3 separate regions of the Homo sapiens genome follow, and regions 1 and 3 are each linked to region 2. The links are chromatin contacts, found by Hi-C or POLR2A ChIA-PET in ENCODE. All regions are on one chromosome and are shown on one strand. Each heading gives the region's core, a stretch centred on a gene start or an enhancer-like site at or near the end of the contact. The rest is flanking DNA. Distances are from core to core; before and after follow the strand shown. Region 1 holds the start of GMPPA (GDP-mannose pyrophosphorylase A). Region 2 holds the start of USP37 (ubiquitin specific peptidase 37). Region 3 overlaps PTPRN (protein tyrosine phosphatase receptor type N).

What was found. A loop is a pair of places that touch in the nucleus more often than their neighbours do. ChIA-PET counts read pairs that join two places held with the same protein, here RNA polymerase II (POLR2A). Pooled maps may share reads with other maps.
Region 1: a map of B cell shows a loop between it and region 2 (33-fold over the local background). The contact joins the promoter of GMPPA here to the promoter of USP37 in region 2. A Hi-C loop is called at or near these places in 3 of 168 maps with a recorded cell type or tissue (B cell, CD8-positive, alpha-beta T cell and naive thymus-derived CD4-positive, alpha-beta T cell), 1 of 37 single-sample maps with no recorded cell type and 11 of 50 pooled maps.
Region 3: a loop to region 2 is called in a map of mesothelial cell of epicardium, with 16 times the contacts of the local background. The contact joins the enhancer-like site here to the promoter of USP37 in region 2. A Hi-C loop is called at or near these places in 1 of 168 maps with a recorded cell type or tissue (mesothelial cell of epicardium) and 4 of 50 pooled maps. POLR2A ChIA-PET finds 5 or more read pairs at or near these places in 1 of 52 experiments (PC-9).

The regions. Positions count from the first base shown.
Region 1 is chr2:219,496,740-219,501,048 of GRCh38, reverse strand. GMPPA (GDP-mannose pyrophosphorylase A) reads right to left here and starts at 2,158. Exons shown (of 13, transcript NM_013335.4): 1 at 2,111-2,158; 2 at 1,034-1,093; 3 at 831-928. The coding sequence starts at 1,073. SPEGNB (SPEG neighbor) reads right to left here. Exons shown (of 5, transcript NM_001286811.2): 3 at 3,933-4,240; 4 at 3,188-3,329; 5 at 2,762-2,998. The coding sequence ends at 2,860. All of the region lies in intron 1 of ASIC4-AS1 (ASIC4 antisense RNA 1), which reads left to right. RefSeq lists enhancers at 2,089-2,278, 2,283-3,100, 3,101-3,918, 3,919-4,309 and a silencer at 3,109-3,188.
Region 2 is chr2:218,566,753-218,571,435 of GRCh38, reverse strand. It overlaps USP37 (ubiquitin specific peptidase 37), which reads left to right and starts at 3,085. Exons shown (of 26, transcript NM_020935.3): 1 at 3,085-3,258. It overlaps CNOT9 (CCR4-NOT transcription complex subunit 9), which reads right to left and starts at 2,597. Exons shown (of 8, transcript NM_005444.3): 1 at 2,458-2,597. The coding sequence starts at 2,481. RefSeq lists enhancers at 2,003-2,192, 1,987-2,614, 2,615-3,242 and silencers at 2,903-2,962, 3,053-3,122.
Region 3 is chr2:219,286,811-219,291,571 of GRCh38, reverse strand. PTPRN (protein tyrosine phosphatase receptor type N) reads left to right here. Exons shown (of 23, transcript NM_002846.4): 20 at 49-102; 21 at 682-746; 22 at 961-1,034; 23 at 1,275-1,949. The coding sequence ends at 1,346. It overlaps DNAJB2 (DnaJ heat shock protein family (Hsp40) member B2), which reads right to left. Exons shown (of 9, transcript NM_006736.6): 9 at 4,677-4,761. Among named protein-coding and RNA genes, the nearest start is that of MIR153-1, 5.0 kb to the left of the region's middle. RefSeq lists an enhancer at 4,436-4,761. Within about 2 kb of position 1,976, at least 16 of the 41 ENCODE cell types and tissues checked have a DNase peak (open chromatin) inside an H3K27ac peak, as active enhancers do.

The DNA.
Region 1 (4,309 bases), core at 909-3,408, 930 kb before region 2:
GGGGTCTCTTGATGTTGCCAAAGCTAGGCTAGAACTCCTGGCCTCAAGCGATCCTCCTGACTCGGCCTCAAAAAGCGTTGGGATTACAGACATGAGCTACCATGCCAGGCCTGATCTTTCAATCAATTATTACCCCCACCAACCTGAACTGGGACTCACTCTAAGAAAGACTTTGCCTACCAAGCTGCATTAATCCATTTCCACCCCGCCCCCTCCCCCCCGGCCATTTTTATTATCTGTCAGCCTAAGCTTGAGATCAGCATGAGGTAAGGGTACCATTTATCAAGGGTCTGCGTTGTACTAGGCATTTTACAAATATCATTTCTAAGCTTCACCACCCAACAAGGTAGGTCTAATCACCCCCATTTTACACATAAGGAAACTGAGTGTCAGAGAGGGTGTGTTATTTGTTGCAGACCTCACAGCAGGCAGAGACTGAATTCAAACCAAAACCTTGCCTGGCTCAATACGAAAAGCAATAAAGAAATGAGCAACAATGTGATCAAGGATATGAATTTGTGCTTGGTTATCATTAAGAGTCTCCATGCTACGGCTTTACATTGTCTCCAAGATCCTTGCCTGATCTCACATTCCACACTTTAAAAATAGGAGTGAAATCTGAGCAGGAAGAGGCCAGATGAGAAACTAGATTAGGGGAAGACAGCAGGGCAGCTGCACAGCATAACTTGAGGGGGCGCCATTCACATTGTCATCTGTGAATGATGGTCCTTGGAGTTATGCCTGGTGGGAAGAGTTCATGGTTGGGAAAGGGGGAAACAGCATGAAGATAAGCAGGAAGTGAGGTGAGAGAGGGGAGCCCCTGAGGTTACCTGGGCACAGGCTTCAATATGGTGTTGGATCATAGGGACCCCTGCCACAGGAAACAATGGTTTGGGCACCTCAAAAGACAAAGGTCTGAAGCGAGTTCCTGGGAGAGGAGAGAGGAGAACATTTCGGCCTCCTGCCTTCCTCTGCCCCCATCCCGCCTACCACTCCAGCCCAACCTCCTCCCCCCATTCCCCTGGCACCTCACCCTTTTGAGGGCCTCCAATCAGGATCACCGCTTTGAGCATAATGGTGACTGCTACCTAAACTTCAAATTCCAACAGAGAAATCAAGCTCAGATCTCCTACCCCAACCAAGCCCCAAAACCCAAATAGCAACACTTAGCCCTCTCCCAAGATGTAAACCCAAAGCTCAATATAGTCTCTGCCTGGACCCAACACCTCACAAATCCCACACATCTCAAATCCCAGCAGAGAAATCAAGCTCAGATCTCACACCCCAACCAAACCCCAAACCCCAAATAGCAGCACTTAGCCCTCCCCCAAGATGTAAACCCAAAGCTCAATATAGTCCCTGCCTGGACAGAACCTCACAAATCCCACACATCTCAAATCCCAACCCAGATTCCAGTCGGCCTTCAAACCTCACAGTGATTCCTCCCAAATTCTGAAATTCACACCCCACAATTTGATCTCTAAAAGACTTCCCTCTGGCCATGAACAAATTCTGCAAATTCAGAAACCTGGCAGAGACTCCCTTCTCAGACCCAAACCTCAAAATACTGAAGCCTCAAATTCCCAAAGTGTTGCGTCTTCATTCTAGATATTAAGCCCTGAACCCCAATAGTGAACCCTGAATATTGGACAGCAAACCCTGAGTGAGCCTCAGATATTTAACTTAAATCCTGAACGTAATCCCCAAGTACTGAACTAACACTGATCTGAATTTGAAGAACCCCTAATCCCAGCAAAAATCCTCTATATGCTAAACATGAATCCTAAAACTAACCTCTGTATGTTGAACCCCAAATCAAAAGACAGGTTCCCTTGGCATCTCAAACACTGAACCTATTGACCCCCCTCCAGTCCTAATACGGACGACTGGGTCTAAATCTCTGGATTCGGAGGATTGATTGATTGCTGACCCTCTGAACCCCACAACTGACTCTGTCCAATAAACCCTGGCCTCTCATTGCCAGGGATTGTGGGACCAACACAGGGGCGGGCGCACCGAGGGCCAGCCAGGACCTCGGAGCCCGCTCTCCGTCTAGAGGGTGTCCCCTGCCCCTTACCCCTGCCGCCACCCCTCCACCAGCTCCCTTTACCACTAGCTCCCTTCACTCCAGCTCTGCCGCCCGCTACTGCAAGCTCCTTCCGCGCACGTGTCTTCTCGCAAGTCGCGAGAACTCATTCGCAGGGTCTGCCGGGAATTGTAGTCTGACCCTTTACCCGCTTTCTAACTTTATGGGAGAGGAAAGAGGTGCTGAAGTCCAGGGGTGTGACCAAGGGATCGCGGGGCGGGGTTAAATGCGAAGAAGGGTGGGGCCTGAGAAGCCCAGCCTGGAACTTAAGACTGGGACCCGAGCTGTTGGGGAATCGGCCTCGGGGCAGCAGCCGAAGTGAGGAACTGGGTCCCACAGGAAAACGGGACTAAGGACAGCAGGGGTGTGTGGCCAGCCCTGGAAGGGGCGGGGCCAGGGGCAAACAGCCACAAGGGGCTGGGGCTGGAGGCGCTCAAAAGCGGAGAAGGCGGAGTCCCAGGCCCAGCCGGCGGTACCGCTGGGAAGTGAGGGCGCCTTGGACGGCGAGGGCAACTCTTATCAGTTTGACTGTCTGAAATGCAGCACGGCGCTAGGCGCTCTCCAGACCTCCCTGTGACTCCAACAGGCTGTGACCTTGGCGTGGGGGTCTGGAATACGTGTGGGCGCTGGTGCGGGGGAGAGGGAATGGCGACGCGGAAGAGCAGGACAGACGCGGAGGGTCAGAGAGCAGCTTTATTAAGCAAGCTGGTGGAGGGCTGTGGGTCCCACCACCCCCGGGCTCGGCGCCAGGGCGGAAGGTCCGGGGGTGCCGTTCAGGCCACGTCGACGCGAGCGAAGCTCTGGTCCATGCCCAGGCTGTTCTCCACGTACACCTCGTACTTGCCGCTGTCCTGAGGCGTGGCCCGGCGAATGGTCAGCGTCGTGGTGGTGCTGCCGATCTCGAAGAACACCCTGCGGAAGGGCGGCGGGGAGGAGGGCGGAGCCGTGGTCAGTACACGGGCGCACTGGGCGGGGCTCCTTAGCCAGCTCTGTTCCTCGCTGCCCAGTCCCCGCCCCCGTCACTCCAGCCAGATTTCTGGGCTCAGTCCCACCCAGGTTCCAGCCCCAGGCCCTGGCCGTGCCGCAGGTCCCGGCCCTCGCCTGTCATCCTCCTCGATGTCCTCCCCGTCCTTGGTCCAGCCTACGTCGGGCGCAGGCTCTCCCAGGATCTCCGCAGTCAGCGTCACGGTGGTGCCTTTGCGCGCCTTAGTGTTGTCGGGTCCCTTTTGAATCTTCGTCGGGACTAGCGGAAGGAAAGGGGAGCGAAACCCCGTGAAGGACCCGGAGATGAGGCAGGGCATCACCTCACCGGCTAATACCCGGCACTAAATACAGATGCATTTAAACTCGCAGTGTGACGTTGAGCAAATCATTAGCCTCTCTGGTTTCATCTCCTTGGCTGTTAAAGGGACTTATCCCTGCCTCTCCTACTTCTCGGGGTCGAATAGAGGATCAAGAGAGATAAGGCGGGCGAAAGCCCCTGAATGTTCACACATCTCGCGGTGCCTCAGAGACCGCTCCGGGTAGTGGAAATTGCCAGAGTTGGGAGCCAGAAGACCCGGGTCCAACCCTGGCTCTGCCTCTGGCTTGCTGTGTGACCTTGGGGACCCGGAGCCGCGTGATGGAAGTCCACAGCTGACTGCTCAGCCCGGGTGGAGCTGGATCCCGAGGTAGGGAAGGACGCACTTGGCTGGCGCGGCGATGCGCCCCAGGCCGTGCCCAGAGCTGGGCTGGCGGGGACCCTGTAGCTAGGCCCAGAGGTAAACACGCGCAGCTGGACCGGGCTGCGGGCTCTGGCTGAGTGGTGCTGGTCTGCGCCCTGGCGCTGCGCCCGGGGCGCGCGTACCTTCCACGAGGATGCGCGCCGAGTCGGAGCACTGGCCGAAGGGGTTGGTGACGTTGATGCTGTACTGGCCCAGGTCTGCCAGCTCGCCGTCGCGCACCACCAGTGCCACCACGTCAGGGTCCTCGAAGACGTAGCGGTACTTGGGACCGTCACGTAGCTCCTTGCCGTCCTTACTCCAGCGGATGAATGGGTCCGGGAAAGCCGAAATGCGGCAAGTGAGCTTGGCCGCGCTGCCTTCGATCAGCACCACGTCCTTCAGCGGCTCCAGCACCCGCGGCGGCCCCTTCTCGCGCAGCTCCTTCCGGGACCTACCCGCGGGCCGAGTCAGGGCCCAGAGTTCCTAAGACAGGCCCGGCCACAGCCCTTACCGCGAGCGC
Region 2 (4,683 bases), core at 1,836-4,335:
CTCTCTTAATAGACAAAGTCTTGCTATGTTGCTCAAGCTGGAGTCCAGTGGCCATTCACAGGTGCCTTCATAGCACACAGTAGCCTGGAACTCCTGGGGTGAAGTGTCCTCCCTCCTTAGCCTCCCAAGTAGCTGGGACTATGGGCACACACCACCCGGCTTACATTCTCATTTGGCAGTACTTTGTTATCTCCCTAGCTGAAATGATGATTTACCTACTATTTTAAAAAAGAGATAAATAAAGTCACAGATACACACTTTCATTGTTCGGCAGAAAGTAAGCATCTTCTCAAGTGGCTTTGATTATTCTGGGCACGGTTGCATGCATTAATTATGCTTCTCAAATTCCAGTGAGTGATATGCATCATTACTGTCCCTTTACCCACATCAGAATAATGCAGTTTGCTCCAACGGAAGGCATGAAGAATTGAGAATGAGGTGGCTCAACTTTTTACGTTTTAGTTTCCTCACTAGCTAAATATAACCTAGTGAATGAGTGGTACGAAGGAATTTGTCAGAGCTGCTACGAGGTCCAAACATCCTAAGTGAAAGTGCATCTAAAAGTTCAAATTTTAAAATTAATGTAAGGCACTGAAAACGTGAAGAAACATGTATTGAGTACTTATTATAAGTAATGTACCACAGCTTTAATGGTTGTTTAAAAGATGCATTAGGGAGCAATTGAAAATAAAAGGAATAGCTACAGAGTTTGGGAAGGCACAGGGAAAAGAGTGGCTCAGTATCGAAGATAAAATTCGGGAGAAGACACAATCAGATTTTGAGAGATGGACAAGTCAACCTTAGAATAATTTCCCTTATTTAACCTGTCTTTCCCCTAATAGCAGCACACTCATCTTTCAACTTGCTTTTCCCCACGTTACATATATAATTTGGGAGAAGGAACAAAAAAGCTAGGGGAATTGCAATGACCTAATTGAGATATAAAAGATACTCTCTACATTGAATAGTTACAAACACTTAGAAACAGTATGAAAGGAGGCAGAGATACCAACAGCACTGGAACTGACAATGGAGATCAAATCTCAAAAAGCAGTTTTCTATAGCTTAGTCATACTTGGCTCAATTTTTCACTTTTTGTACTTAAACGTATGGCAATTTTTGGTGCTTTATTTAGTAATTACGTCATTTTGCCTGATAATACAATTTCAGTACATTACTTTCCTTAAATCATTTCCCTTTGGTTAAACAGAAAAAGCAGAATTGGTCTTCAGGCAGGTATGCTCAAATCAAATGATCTCCTTTCCCCATCATGGCAATGTTCTTTCAGTGGTCACCTTCCCTTCAATATTCTTTCATGCAGCAAAGTATCTGAGTCTTTAATCTTGTACTAGGAACTGTCCTGGCACCGGGGAAACCACGTCAACAGGGCTCACATGATCCCTGTCCCTGCCCTCAAGGAGACAGACAACAAATAAACGAATACAATAATTACACGGGGATCAGGGCTGTAAAGGGTACTCTACTAAAGTTAGAGGCTGCGGAACTAATTTGAAGAGGATAGTCAGGGAAGGCCACTCTGAGACCGATTTAGGCAGAGACCTGAAGAAAGATGGATTTGGATAAACAGTTTAAGGAGAGGAAGGAGAGTTCAAGGAAGAGGTACCAATTACACTCATGCTGTGTATGTAAAGGAGGAGGGATAAGAAGAACATTCACTCCAGGCATAGAGACCACAAAGTGCATCTTGGAGAAAAATAAGCGCGTTGCAGAGGGTTAGGTGGCCAGAGTAGCTGAAGCTTTAGGAGCAAGAGACATAAAACGAGATTATAAACGTGGGTTAAGTACCACATCATACAGGGCCGTGCAGGCTATGGCAAGGAGTCTAGATTTTATTTAAATGCCAAGAGAAGTAGGATTACTTCGGATAGCTGAATTACACTATCTTTCTTTTTTGTTAAAAGATCACGCGGGTAAAACGAGATGTGTCGAGGAAAAGTTTTAAATGCAGAGAACCTAAGTCAGATGCAAAAATTATGCACTTTTCCGGGCCTCAGGTTTTCCATAAATAAAGCAAGTGGTTTGAACTAGAAGCCATTTCCTTCCCGCTGCGACGTGGTGAGTTCTAAGAGCAGGGGCCGCGTCAGATTGACCATGGAATTCCCCTCATCGACGCCGGCGCCCAGAACACAACTGGCGCCCTGAAACTGTTGGTCAGCGCAATAAATCAATGAATGGCCTGCTACGGGCGTGGGACCAGGCCCCGGCGCCCGCAAAGAACGCGATGGGTCGCGCTGAAGGCCGCGAGAGGCGTCCGGCAAGGAAATAGGGGCCGGCTCCACCACAACCAAAGCGTGCCGAGGAGGGGAACCGGGGCCTTGGAGATTGAGGGCAGAAAAAAATCAGACTAGGGACCCGACACCGGGAATTAGGAGAGAAGGCCGAAACGTGGGTCTGAGAAAGGATTCTGGTTCCAAGCCTGGGGGCCCAGCCACTCACCGCAGCCGTCGCCAGGCTGTGCATGTTGTGAGCGGCCGCCGCTCTCTTCCACAGCCGGACGCGTCCGACCCGCGTCCCCCCTTCAGCACCCCTGCAGCGGAAAACAATGAGCCGCCGTAGCCGCCATCCGACTCCGGCTCGCTCCGCCCACTTCGCGGCCCTCTGACCTCTCACCCCTGACCCCACCCACACATCCTCTTCCCGCCTCCAGGGCCTAGTTAACAGTCCCAGAGTATGTCCTTTGCCCCTTAAGATTTAGGACCGGAAGGACGTCCGCGACCACTAGTCCCCGCAACTTCTGGCTTTGAGCAGTTATTTCCAGAGAGCGGCGTGAACTCTGACCCTCCTCCAAAAGCCAGTGAACGGCGGGAAAAGATGGACAGTCCCGGCAAGACAACTATTGCGCATGCCCGACTGGGTTGCGTAGGAGGGAAATGGTGGGGGGGCGTCGAAATCGGGTGAGGTGGAAAGTGCGCGTGCCTACTACAGTCACGGCAGGGGCGGGGCTGCCCGGGCTAGGCCGCTCTAGGTACTGGCGGGGCGGGGCGAGGGCGTGTGAGGGGCGGAGTTTTCGACTGACGCGCACGCGCCTGTCTGGTCGCGTCGAGTGTGCGTGCGTGCGTGCGTGTTTGCGTGTGGTCACAGTTCCCGCCATCAGCCGCTCTCCCTGACTAGGGGTAGCTAGCGGCCTCCCTCCTTTGGGTTCGGTATCCCTACTTCCATTACCCTCGGCTCCTCCCACTCCTCGCGGGCTCCGTGCTTTCCGCGGGTCTGTCCGGGGGCTCCGGACCCTCGGCGCAGGTAAGGCGGGCCGGGGTAGCTTCTCAATTGAGCCGTTTTCCCTACCTCCTCCTCCTTCTGTGCGATCCGCCCACTCGGCGTTCACTCCTCTGGAGTTCGCCCTGCTGCTACTCAGCCCGCCCACAACCCCTCGATGCACCCCCAGCCTCACAGGTACTACCTTTGGGTGCACTGCCCCGGCTTCCACCTCTCCTTTGACTTGGTCTCCACTGCCACTCGCTCCCTCCGAAACTCAAACCTGGCCCCTTTTCTCTGGGGCTGTTGTCGTTCGCCTCTTACCTTCTAACAGGGCCTGCTGTCTCTTCAGGTGACTTTCGTTACGGCACATCCACCAGGCCTTGGACATGATACTCATTCACTCTCTTGACCATCTTCACCTTCCTCTTGACCAGTCCTCACTGCAAAACATGAATTGTATTTTTGTTGTGCATTTCCTTGCGCCCATTTCTAGCCGCCAGATCAGGTTGTTAGATGTAACTATTTTAAGTCATGATCCATGAAAGGAAATGATGATTGATGATAAAATCCTGTGTCCTGAAGAGTTGTCCTAAAGTGGTTTTGGGGTATTCCTCTCAAAATTTCAGCTCTGTATAAATTCCTTTATTGAGGTGGCAATTCCTGACAAGTGTCTAACTGGAAGAGATACCTGAGAGGGAATGTCAAGTAGGCAGTTGGATATAGTGGGTTTGGAGATCTTAGGAGAGTTCTGGGCTGCGTACGTAAATGTGCGCGGTGTGTGTATGTGTTTGTCATCTGCCATATTGATAGTAATTGAAGCCATGGATGTGGATGAAATTGCCGAAAAAGAGTATAGTGCTGTAAAATAAAGGCACCTAGGATGGAGCATTGACGAATTCCTGCTGTTTAATAACCAATAGAGGAGGATGCGTCTTGCAAGCCATGAAAAAAGTCATCAGTAGTGTTGCATTCTGCTGAAAGGTAAAATGGAAGGAGGACTGAAAAACCCAGTGATATAAAAGTACTCACTTGTCTTAAAGATGTTTGATGAAGTAAAATGAGTATTTGGGTTCAGTCCTAGGTCCTCTTCTTTTACTCTTATATTCCTCCCTAAGCTTTAAATTTGATCTATATATTGATGACTTAAAAATTGTTATTTCCAGCCTATTCCCTTTGTTTTCAGCTCCACATCTAGATAGCCAGCTGTCTGCTTGACATCTCAACTTGATTTTTTTCTTAGGAGTTTCAGATGCAACACAGCCAAATCCAAAGCCTTGATCTTTCTCTCCATATCGAAATTCTTTCTTCTCCAGTGTCCCAGTTTATTAAGTGGCACATGACACAGGCTACACACTTGGGAGGCATTCTTGACTTCTACTCTCTCCAAGTTCTATCCTACTTCCAATACGTGTCTTGCATCTTTTTCTGTACATTTTCACTGTCACTTTTCTAGTTTAAGCCACAGTC
Region 3 (4,761 bases), core at 727-3,226, 720 kb before region 2:
CCCTCTCTGCTGGTGCCCACTGGCCCTCACACCCATTTCTTGTTGCAGGAAGGTGAACAAGTGCTACCGGGGCCGCTCCTGCCCCATCATCGTGCACTGCAGGTGGGTGGAGAGGAGATTCATCTCTCTGGTCCCACTCCCTGTGTGCGTCTCCTGTGCACATTGCCTGCCTGTCCCCTTGGTGCTAGCAAACTGCAGGCATAGTCCAAATCCAGCACACCACCTGTTTTTAATGGCCAAGACCTAAGCGTGGCATTCACAGTTTTAAATGGGTGAAGAAAAAAGAAGAAAAGTATGTGATACAAACTGTATGTGGCCCACAAAGTTGAAAATATTGACCATTGGCCCCCTATACACAAAAAGCTGGCTGAAGGCTAGAGAGGCCCATCCAATTCCCTCCTGCTGCCTCTGCTTCTGGGCTGAGCCATGGCTCTCCTCTTTGGTTGTCCCATTGCCCAAATGACACCCACAGGTCACAGACTCCCCTCTCAAGGCCCAAGTCCCAGCGTGCAGGTGCTATGAGCTTTCCTTCATCCTCGGCTCACTGTCCCTCTCCAAGCCAACCCCAACGGGTCACCCAGTGTCCTCCCCTCCCCCAGGCCTCCAGGCCTCCTCGCCTCCTCCGTCCCTCCCCCTTTCTGCTGCATCTCAAGCTAAACCTGTCACTAACTCCTGTTTCAGTGATGGTGCGGGGAGGACCGGCACCTACATCCTCATCGACATGGTCCTGAACCGCATGGCAAAAGGTAGGGAGCTTCCCCACGGTGCCCGCAGCCCCCAGGCCCTTTTTAGAGGCTCCCCAGCACACAGGGTCCTGGGAGCTCAGAAGGAGCAGGTTGTCAACCTCCAGGCTCTGCCCAGCCCTCCAAGGCTCTTTGCCTCCAGGAGGCCTCAGGTTTTCTGGGTCCTGTCCTCCTCTGGACACCCCCTGAGCAGCCCCATCCCCACCTCCATCTCCAGGAGTGAAGGAGATTGACATCGCTGCCACCCTGGAGCATGTCCGTGACCAGCGGCCTGGCCTTGTCCGCTCTAAGGTGACCATGCCTTCCTGCCCCAACCCCAGCTCCCACCCTTCCCTAGCACCCACTTCTTGGCCACCCCAGGGAAAGCAGCAGCTGCCAACCTTTCCCACCTGCTTCTGCGCCTCCTCCAGGAGGGCTCCCTTCCTCCCAGGGGACCTGCCCAGGGCCCTCCCCCCACCAAAAGCCCCCCATCTTGAGGGCAGAGCACAGGTCAGCCCTCTCCATGACCATCCTACCACTGCCCTTCCTCAGGACCAGTTTGAATTTGCCCTGACAGCCGTGGCGGAGGAAGTGAATGCCATCCTCAAGGCCCTGCCCCAGTGAGACCCTGGGGCCCCTTGGCGGGCAGCCCAGCCTCTGTCCCTCTTTGCCTGTGTGAGCATCTCTGTGTACCCACTCCTCACTGCCCCACCAGCCACCTCTTGGGCATGCTCAGCCCTTCCTAGAAGAGTCAGGAAGGGAAAGCCAGAAGGGGCACGCCTGCCCAGCCTCGCATGCCAGAGCCTGGGGCATCCCAGAGCCCAGGGCATCCCATGGGGGTGCTGCAGCCAGGAGGAGAGGAAAGGACATGGGTAGCAATTCTACCCAGAGCCTTCTCCTGCCTACATTCCCTGGCCTGGCTCTCCTGTAGCTCTCCTGGGGTTCTGGGAGTTCCCTGAACATCTGTGTGTGTCCCCCTATGCTCCAGTATGGAAGAATGGGGTGGAGGGTCGCCACACCCGGCTCCCCCTGCTTCTCAGCCCCGGGCCTGCCTCTGACTCACACTTGGGCGCTCTGCCCTCCCTGGCCTCACGCCCAGCCTCCTCCCACCACCCTCCCACCATGCGCTGCTCAACCTCTCTCCTTCTGGCGCAAGAGAACATTTCTAGAAAAAACTACTTTTGTACCAGTGTGAATAAAGTTAGTGTGTTGTCTGTGCAGCTGCAACCCAGACTCCTACGCATTTCTGTCCGCTGTGCATCTGGACTCCAGCCCCAGCCTCAGCCCGGAGCCGGTCCCTGCTGGTCTCTCAGGAGGTGCAGAGAGCACAGCAGGAGAGCGCCAGCTGCCAGTAAGGCCCTTCTAGGTGGGAACACTACGTTAGAACGAGGCTTCCTATGCAGCCAGCAGTCTCCAAGGTGCTTTACATGATGAGTCCCATTTTACAGATGGAAAGACTGAGGCACAGAACTTGCTTGTGGTAACACGTAACACAACTTGTAAGATTGTAAGGTGCAATGGCTCATGCCTGTAATCCCAGCTCTTTGGGAGGCTGAGGCAGGCAGATCACCTGATGTCAGGAGTTGGAGACCAGCCTGGCCAACATGGAGAAATCCCGTCTTTACTAAAAATACAAAATTAGCCGGCCATGGTGGCTCGCGCCTGTAATCCCAGCACTTTGGGTGGCTGAGGCAGGCATATCACCTGAGGTCAGGAGTTCGAGACCAGCCTGGCCAACATGGCAAAACCCTGTCTCTACTAAAAATACAAAAAAATTAGCCATGTGTAGTGGCGGGTACCTGTAATCCCAGCTACTTGGGAGTCTGAGGCAGGAGAATCACTTGAACCCGGAAGGTGGAGTTTGCAGTGAGCCGAGAGTGTGCCGCTGCACTCCAGCCTGGGTGACAGAGTGAGACCCTGTCTCAAAAAAAAAAAAAAAAAAGATTGTAAGGTGGAGTTAGAGTTTGCACCTGGCTGACTAACCTCCTCTCTACTACCTCTCCTCTCAATTCTTTTTTTGTTTTTGGGGTTTTTTTGGAGACAGAGTCTTGCTCTGTCACCCAGGCTGGAGTGCAGTGGCGCGATCTCGGCTCACTGCAACCTCTGCCTCCTGGGCTCCAGCGATTTCCCTGCCTCAGCCGCCTGAGTAGCTAGGATTACAGGCACCCACCACCAAGCCCGGCTAATTTTTTATATTTTTAGTAGAGACGGGGTTTCGCCATGTTGCCCAGGCTGGTCTGGACTCCTGAGCTTCAGACAATCTGCCCGCCTTGGCCTCCCAAAGTGCTGGGATTACAGGCGTGAGCCACCGCGCCTAGCCTCCTCTCAGTTCTTGGCAGCTGCTTTGTGCCCTTCTGCTGCCAGATTGAGGTGAGGCCTGAACAAAGTGATATTAGCAAAGTGTCTGCCACACCTTAGGCAAAACTATAGCAAAACTCTGCCAGTGAGTCTAGGCTAGGCCTGTGAGATGCTAGGACAGGCGTTCCCCTGGGGATAAAGGACACTTTCTGTCTCACCCCAGCTCCCAGAACCCTCCACCCTGTATAGTCCCAGAAGGCACACTCACCTGCATGTCAGGAGGTGTCCTTGGACAAATGGGGTGGACATGAAATAAGGCAAAAAGAGCCTTAGGCCTGGGGCTACTTGGAAGTTAGGGCTACTTACCTGTGCTGAGACTCAGTCTCCTTAATTAAAAAACAGGGCAAGCACCATCTGCCCTGAGCAGGAGTGAAGGGACCCGCCAGCAGACCACAGGCCCTCCCGCTGTCTCACCCACGCTCTGCTGAGGCTCAGTGTCAGTGATAGCCATCTCAAGGGCTAGACAGACGTAGAAGAAACAGCCATTTGCAAACTTCCACCCGACTCAGGATGGAGGTTTGAAATTCCTCTTTCAGGGTAGGCTGCTTCTTCACTTTGAGAAAAATATAGTAGAGGCCCTTTGGTGATTGACGGTGAAGCAAGAGCCTGTCCTGGAATAGAAGAGAGGCCTGGGGAGCCACCTGGCCCTGCCTGACAACGGAAAGGTGCTTGTCCCAGCACAGCGGCTAGAGATGAAAGGGAAGGGGTACCTGGCTTTTTCTTCCGTGGGCCCTGATGAGTTTGGGGCCTGGGCCCTGGGTGGGCTGGACTCATGCCACACCACATGCCACTGGCTCACACCTCGGGCTGAGCCAATGAAACCTACCCAGGGGCTTAGTCTGTGGGCCTCATGCAGGTACAGTTTAAAGGTTTCACTGTGTGTTCTCAGCTTTCTGTGCTTTCAGTCTTTTTTTTTTTTTCTTTCTTTCTTTGTGACAGTCTCACTCTGTTGCCCAGGTTAGAGTGCAGTGGCTTGATCTTGGCTCACTGCAGCCTCCGCCTCCCAGGTTCAAGTGATTCTCCTGCCTTAGCGTCCCGAGTAGCTGGGATTATAGGCATGTAGACATGCACCACCACCACATCCAGCTTTTTGTGTTTTTGTTGTTTTTTGGGGGGTTTTTTTTTTGGTATTTTTTTAAGTAGAGATGGGGTTTTGCCACGTTGGCCAGGCTGGTCTCAAACTTCTGGCCTCAAGTGATCTGCCCGCCTCAGCCTCCCAAAGTGCTAAGATTATAGGCGTGAGCCACCGCGCCCAGCCTCAGTTAAGTCTTAACTTGAGTATGGTCCTAGCTGTGCTGTGGAGTACTAGGGGGTGAGGCCACTCATAAGGGGAACATCGGCTGCTAGGGAAAGCCAGTTGTAGGCCCCCAAGAGGTGAAAGCAAAGAATGAAGCATTGCTTGGGGTTCCATAACATACCTGGGGAGGGCAGCCTGGTCAAAGAGGGCATTTCTGCCTTCAACTGGCAAGGCCTGCACCTCTAGCTGTAGGGGCATAAAGGGAGGTGTGAGGCCTGAGGTGTCACCCACTGTCCCTTAGAGGCCCTCCTGGGCCACCCCGGAAAGTAGGAACCCAAGAACACAACACACCACCAAGCTCTCAAAACTCAGTTTTATTGACTTCCAGCATTTCCCCCTGGATCTGAGCTCAGCCCAGCTGGTTTTGGTTCGTCTCTGAGGCTC